2 separate regions of the Homo sapiens genome follow, and region 2 is linked to region 1. The links are chromatin contacts, found by Hi-C or POLR2A ChIA-PET in ENCODE. All regions are on one chromosome and are shown on one strand. Each heading gives the region's core, a stretch centred on a gene start or an enhancer-like site at or near the end of the contact. The rest is flanking DNA. Distances are from core to core; before and after follow the strand shown. Region 1 holds the start of TENT5A (terminal nucleotidyltransferase 5A). Region 2 overlaps NT5E (5'-nucleotidase ecto).

Region 1 (3,113 bases), core at 215-2,714:
AGGCTAGACTCAAATATAATGACTCAAAAATTATTTACATCATTTCATTCTGCCAAGTATCAGAATCTACTCTGGACAAGACTCCAACAGGGAAAGCCAAGAGTTAAAACATAAGGAGAAAGAAGAGAAGAGAGGGCAGAGGAGGACCTGGGAGAAGAGTTGTAGCGCCAAAGCATCAAGTAAACTGAAACACTCAACACCGTCCACGCACGTCAGTTTACTGGTTTAAAAAATCAAAAATCAAAGAAATAACGCGCGCCCAAACTCGTGATGGCCACAGATTCATGGCATTTAACCGATGCCCCTCTGCCCGCTCCCCGTCACACCCGGCCCAGACTGGGTCAGGACCCAAGTGCATCTCGGGTGGTGTTACCTTGAGCGTGAGTGGTGTGATCTTCTCTTTGTTCACCCCCTCGGGTAAGAAGTCCAACAGGCAGTCCAGCACGACGTCCTTCACAGTCTGAAACTCCCCTTCCCCGCGCAGGTCGGCGCAGAAGATGAGGTCCAGGTCCTTGTAGCCCAGGCCGCTGTCCTGGTGCAGGACATGGCTGGCTGCCGAGCCGTTGAGGCGCACGTCGCGGACGCCAATGCGCTTCTCGGCCAGGCGCCGCCGCACCACCTTCACGATCAGGCTCGGCTGCAGCTCGAGCGTGGGGAAGTTGCCGCGCCCGTGAATCGGAATGGTCTCGCTCAGGATGCCGTCCAGCCGCTGCACTTGCTCCCAGTTCAGCACATTGCAGTGCGCCGTAGGGCTTTCGCAATAGTCCAAGCAATGCCCACCGAAGCTGCCGCCACCGCCGAAGTCGCCGCCGCCGAAGTCGCCGCCGCCGAAGTCGCCGCCGCCGAAGTCGCCGCCTAGGGGGATGTAGGGGCTGCAGGCCAGCTCGTCCTCAGACATGGCGAAGTACCCTTCACCCTCCGCCATGTAGTGCCCGCCGAGCGCCACTTGGCCCTGGTCAGTCCTAAAAAGAAAGGGAAAGGAGCGCGGTGAGGACGCGCGGCGGCGGAGAGCACGCGCGGCGGCGGAGAGCAGAGGCCCGCCAGGAAAAGAGCGCCCCCTCCCCCGATAGTTCCCTGACCCCGGGCCTCCTCGGAGACTCCCTCCCCCGGCCCTTACAGTCCCCAGCCGCGCACCGCGCCCCGCAGAGCAGCCCCGCACCAAAAGTATCTCTGATGCATCTGGAAAGCGCAAGCGAGAGTCCCGTCTGTGTCACCTGGAGGCGGCCGCCCCTTCTAGGAGCGCAGCGAGCGAGAGCGAAACCGAGAGGCGGCAACACTTCCAGGAGCTGCGAGCGCGCTCAGACAGCAAATAGCGACTTCGTCTTTCCCAGACCCCTGCCGCCTGCGCTCACCACTCCCTCCCCGCGACCCCTCCTGCGCCGCTGCCACCCCAGCTGCGGTGGTCCCGAACTGGCGGCTCTTGCTGCCACACACGCTCGTGTCTCTGGAGCTTTAGCAGTTGTGCGGGGAAAATGTCTTCAGTACTTTTTTTATACCGGGCTTCTCTGCGCTTCCGGGGCCCAGAGCGGCACGTTCGCCACACCCTCCTCATCTGCATAGGGCGCCGCCCCCTCTGCCCTCCCCCGCCCGCAGGGCACGCAGCTGACTAGCCCAGCAGTTAGTGCGGGACGACTGCCGGTGAGCGTGAGGTCCTGGGCTGTATGTGCGGATACTGTGTGCGCCCGTAGATGCGTGTATTTATACATACATTTAATTTATGTACGCCCCCTCCCACAAATCTCTTTTCATTTTCCCCAGGAGGAGACACTTTAAATGCCCCAGGAATCATAAGTGGTCATCAAAACCAGATCACGACTAAAATCCTGCAACTGCAGAAACTTCCCAAAATTCTCGCGGACTCAGCCCGTCTTTAGATCATCACGGTTGGGCTCCGGAGGTTCCTCACGACCGCTCTTTTAAACCTCGGTTTTTAGGTAGACCATTTACTCCATTGATAAACCCGATCCAAGTGTGGACTCATGAGTCCACTCTTGCACGCAAATCAGTCACGGCGCGTGAGTGGGAAGGGCTTGTTGATAACTGGGTTTCGATTCTCGAAACCTCGGGAAGCGCGCCGGGGAGCTCTGGGCGAGCCCGAGAAGGCGCGGGGGCGGCACCACGGGCCTCGGGCGTGCGCGGCTCCTGCGCACGAGTGGCTCCAAGGGGCCAGTACTTCGCGGGGGTCAGGGCGCGTCACGGAGCAGACGCGGGCGAGCAGCCAATGGCCGAGGACTGGGCGGGCCGAGTGGGCGCAGAGAGCGCGCCCGGGGAGTGCGTGCTGCCCCGGAGTCCAGGGAAAGGGCCGCTAGGTGTCCGGTGCCTTTGCTGCGAGTTCTCTGACAAAATTGGAGGCGGCGAAGCGCGTTCCTCGCGGCCCCCTAAAGTTTGGCCATTTTAAGTGCATCATAGTGTCAGTGGAATACGATTTGGTTTTCCACGAGACGTAAAAGTAGGAGTTTCAAGAATAAAATGAATTCTCTCCTCCAGCTTCGGTGACTTCGGCAGAGCTAATTCTACGCACGCTCACTCGCGCCACCACCACTCTTTGCTAGAAAGCTGTGGCCGTCTCTTCGGCAGCTCGCTGCCTCCATCAACTAACCCGGAGCAGCTTTCCCAGCGCCTAGACGCTGCCGGGGGCTGAGGTGGGGCAGAGGGGAGAATGCCAGGGTCACAGAATACTCCCCAAACCCTGCTCAGCCCTGCCCGCCCAGACTGGGAGGAAAAACAGCCCGCACCTCCTAACTGGGGGAGCCCCGGCCTAGTCACTCAAGCTGCGCGGCTCGGGGGTGAGGGGTAGGGTGCGGGGGTGTCACCCGTGGAGCATCCAGCTGCGTGACAACGCCGCCCCCTCCCGGTGCCCTGCCGAGCTGCGTCCCAAAATGGAGAAATCCGACTGTCTCTGTGGCAGAGGCCATCCCCTCAGCGCTGCGCCTAAGCACTGAGGTGCGCCTGGGGACTCTAGGACAACTACCCTGTCCGCATAGGGCCATCGCTTCCTTCAGAGCACACCCATGTGTTCCTCTGACCAGCCATCGGCGCATGAATCTATCTTAACCAGGCATTTTATACATATATATACATATGCATATTCTTGTGTGAGCATGTGTATAGAG
Region 2 (3,085 bases), core at 247-2,746, 3.7 Mb after region 1:
GTTAGGCATGAGAGAAAGCTTGTGTATAAAGTTTGGCTTGTAATTCACATGAATTCTCTATACAGGCCAAAAACTACCTTCCCTTTGGGAATATACAATGACCTTATTTGGAAATTACTTCAGGTAATTATGAAGTAATAATATCTCTATTCATATGCTAAAAAGAATTCAAAATAACATTCAATTATCATCTCTTAGAAACTAAATTAAACGGGTACTCACCCAAGTTGAAATGCAAACAAATGCATGATATCATTATGTGACCCTCCCCTAGCCCTTACCCTGTCCATGGCAGATGCTAAGAAAAACTTGTCCCTAAGAAGAGAGAAGTCAATTGATTTAGTCAGCCTTTCCCACTGTGTTTGGACTGAGCCTCAGAACCCTCCTTATCCCCATACTGCAAGGAGTTACTGTCAATCAACTAGAGATGGCGCTCAAGATAAAATTATTTTCCATCCTGTACTAATATAATAATAAGCATGGAATCTATTTATTGGTTTTTTCACAACAATAAAATATATCTTTAGCAAGTAACAAATGGTAGAGGTAATACTTTTAGATAAAGAGGGAAGAATCCTTCTGACTTTTCTCTTTATCACATTTTACCCACACACAATGTGGATGGAATCTGCAACTGAATTTAGCAGTCACACTGAAACTCTGCTGCATGACCACACTGTCCTGAGGCCATGTGCCAACTTCTATGTTTTTTTTTCCCAAAGCTCTTCCAAGGAAGAGCTGCCACTTCTCCATTTACTCTTTTCACCTGTAAATGAATGCTGCCGTTGGTATTGAGAAAATGGGTGAATGAAAGAAATCATGAGAACACTCCTGGGGTGAGAGCAAGAGGAATGAAAACACGTGGTGTGAGAGCAGGTCAGAGATGGTGGTTAACACAGGAACCAGGATGGAGGCCTCAGACTTGACCCTGGCCTGCAGGACGTTGGCCTGCATTGTCTGCAGGAGGAAACACAGAGGTCAGTGGATATCCTGCGGTCTTCCATTAAGGCCTCTTACTATTCTGGAACATTTTATTTTTATAGAGAAATCTCCCACTTCCTGATCTCCCCAGTTAGAATTGATTGATCAAAGCAGTCCCTCTCCCTGTTATTAAATAATTAAATAATATGCATTAGTTGATCCCTATAACCACTTAAAATGTATCTAACACAGGAGAAATCTTTGGTAAATATTTACTGAATGAATGAACAAATAAATAATTGGAGGGAGGGAGAAAGAGACAGAGTTAAATCCTGAGGCTGGAGTTTTTGGTCCTTCAGCCCCTTATCCCATTGCCCCTGGCAGCCCCATCCATGTGACCTTGAATTCTGTCCAAGTCTCATCACTTTCTATGTGTGTTGTAATGGAAAAAAGGTTACAAAACACAGTCTTTCTGGCCTGGAGTACCAAAATAGTAAAGACTTCTGTTTTGAAAGCCTCTGACAAATGAACACAACAGCCACAGTGATAACTTTAGCAGGAAATTGAACCACAAAAAGCAAGCGAGCCACAAAGCCCTGAAGGCTAAAAATGCCTCACAGGCCAAGAGGCAGTTAGGTTGCACCTGAGACAGAGGCTGCTTTCTTAACTGGGAAATGGGTGTCTCCAGATATATAAAGCTGTGAGGAGATCACCATGGCCCAGCTCTGACGAGCCACTGGTACAGCATTGTTGGTTAGTTTGCCTCAACCTGCAGCAGAGTTTTTATTCCAAGAGTTAACAGTTAGTTAGGCTTTTTCCAAAGGTTGAGATGACACCCCAACTCCCACACCCATTTCCGTCCTGCCCCAGCTTGAAACCAGGCAAAGTGAGTTAAGACATTGGGAGATGGGAGGGGACAGGAGGGGTAGAGGCCTGGCACCCCTCTCTCTTCTGTTTCAAGAGACACTTTGTGGAGTTGTCTAGAGAGACTGGGGGTAACTGCTCCTTCTGCCCCCAATCTCCCCTTAGCTCCCCACTCCTCCCTATCCTGCCAGGCCAACCACCAGCAGAGAAGGGCGCTTAGCTCCAGTGACGCTGTGAGTGAGGTACTTGTGAGGATGCATATGGTTCCTGTTGGAAATGCACGGAGGAGCAGTGAAACACCAGAAGCCCCATCCTCTCTCCTGCCCGTGCCCTCATGCCCAGCCAGCTGAATATTCCTGTGGCTTCCACTCCTGCACTGTCCCCTCAGTGTCACCTCCCCACCACATTCCCACAGCCCCACTTGCTGTGTCACCTCTCCCCTGAGGGAGAGGTGTCTTCCTGCCAGTCTCTTCACCACCAGGCTCACACAACTCCCATCCATTCACTGCAGGCTGCCAGACTGAGCTTTCCAAGCACCCCCGGACTGCCTCCAGCCCTACTTTCTCTTCAAGGCTTCCCACTTCCCTCAAAATGAAAGCCCTGACTCCTTGGACACCATACAGACCCTCCCTGATCTCCCAGCGATGCTCTTAGCAGCATCATTTTTTTTTCTGCCAGATTTTCAGGTGCCCTCAGTTCCAGGAGCACCAAATCACCTGGATGCCATGAGCTGCTTATGACACAGTTCAAGGTGTGACATCTTTGAGGTCTCTCCATAACACCTCTACTGCAGACGTCTGTCTCTGGTGTATCAGCTGTACCTTGCACACATGTCTCTAACCATCTGTCCACTGTGTCTGTCTGTTCACACATCAGATTGACCCTATGTTCTCTGTGACACCAGGTGAGCTCTGGCACCAGTGCCCAGCAGATGATTACTGAATGATTAATAAAACTACTCACTCCACCTGCTGCTTTTAAATGGGCTCCATTTTGGTATGATTTGGTGCGTGAACCATTAAAACTTTTCAGAAGTCAGGATTTGAAACAAACTTGGTAAAAAGTAGTTAAGCAATGTCTTCGTTGTAAAGTGAGAAACCAAGTTGCTTGGAAACAGGTGAAAAGCTTAGCCAGCAGCTTCACAATTCACAGCCTGGCACTCCAGTAGCCCTCTCTGGACAATTGCCCAGGTTTTCTTGTTTTCATTTCTGTGTTTTAATTTACAAGTTACCTTTATATTTCTACTAATACCTTACTGGCACTTGTTTGTGAATGAAACAATTTTTTTGAGAGTTTGTTA

The links. A loop is a pair of places that touch in the nucleus more often than their neighbours do. ChIA-PET counts read pairs that join two places held with the same protein, here RNA polymerase II (POLR2A). Pooled maps may share reads with other maps.
Region 2: a map with no recorded cell type shows a loop between it and region 1 (6-fold over the local background). The contact joins the enhancer-like site here to the promoter of TENT5A in region 1. A Hi-C loop is called at or near these places in 1 of 37 single-sample maps with no recorded cell type and 4 of 50 pooled maps. POLR2A ChIA-PET finds 5 or more read pairs at or near these places in 1 of 52 experiments (activated naive CD4-positive, alpha-beta T cell).

What each region holds. Positions count from the first base shown.
Region 1 is chr6:81,751,217-81,754,329 of GRCh38, forward strand. It overlaps TENT5A (terminal nucleotidyltransferase 5A), which reads right to left and starts at 1,465. Exons shown (of 3, transcript NM_017633.3): 1 at 1,215-1,465; 2 at 374-962. The coding sequence starts at 925. RefSeq lists enhancers at 1,126-1,626, 2,487-2,536 and a silencer at 1,537-1,666.
Region 2 is chr6:85,459,940-85,463,024 of GRCh38, forward strand. The region is part of intron 1 of NT5E (5'-nucleotidase ecto); the gene reads left to right. Among named protein-coding and RNA genes, the nearest start is that of NT5E, 11 kb to the left of the region's middle. Within about 2 kb of position 1,497, at least 14 of the 41 ENCODE cell types and tissues checked have a DNase peak (open chromatin) inside an H3K27ac peak, as active enhancers do.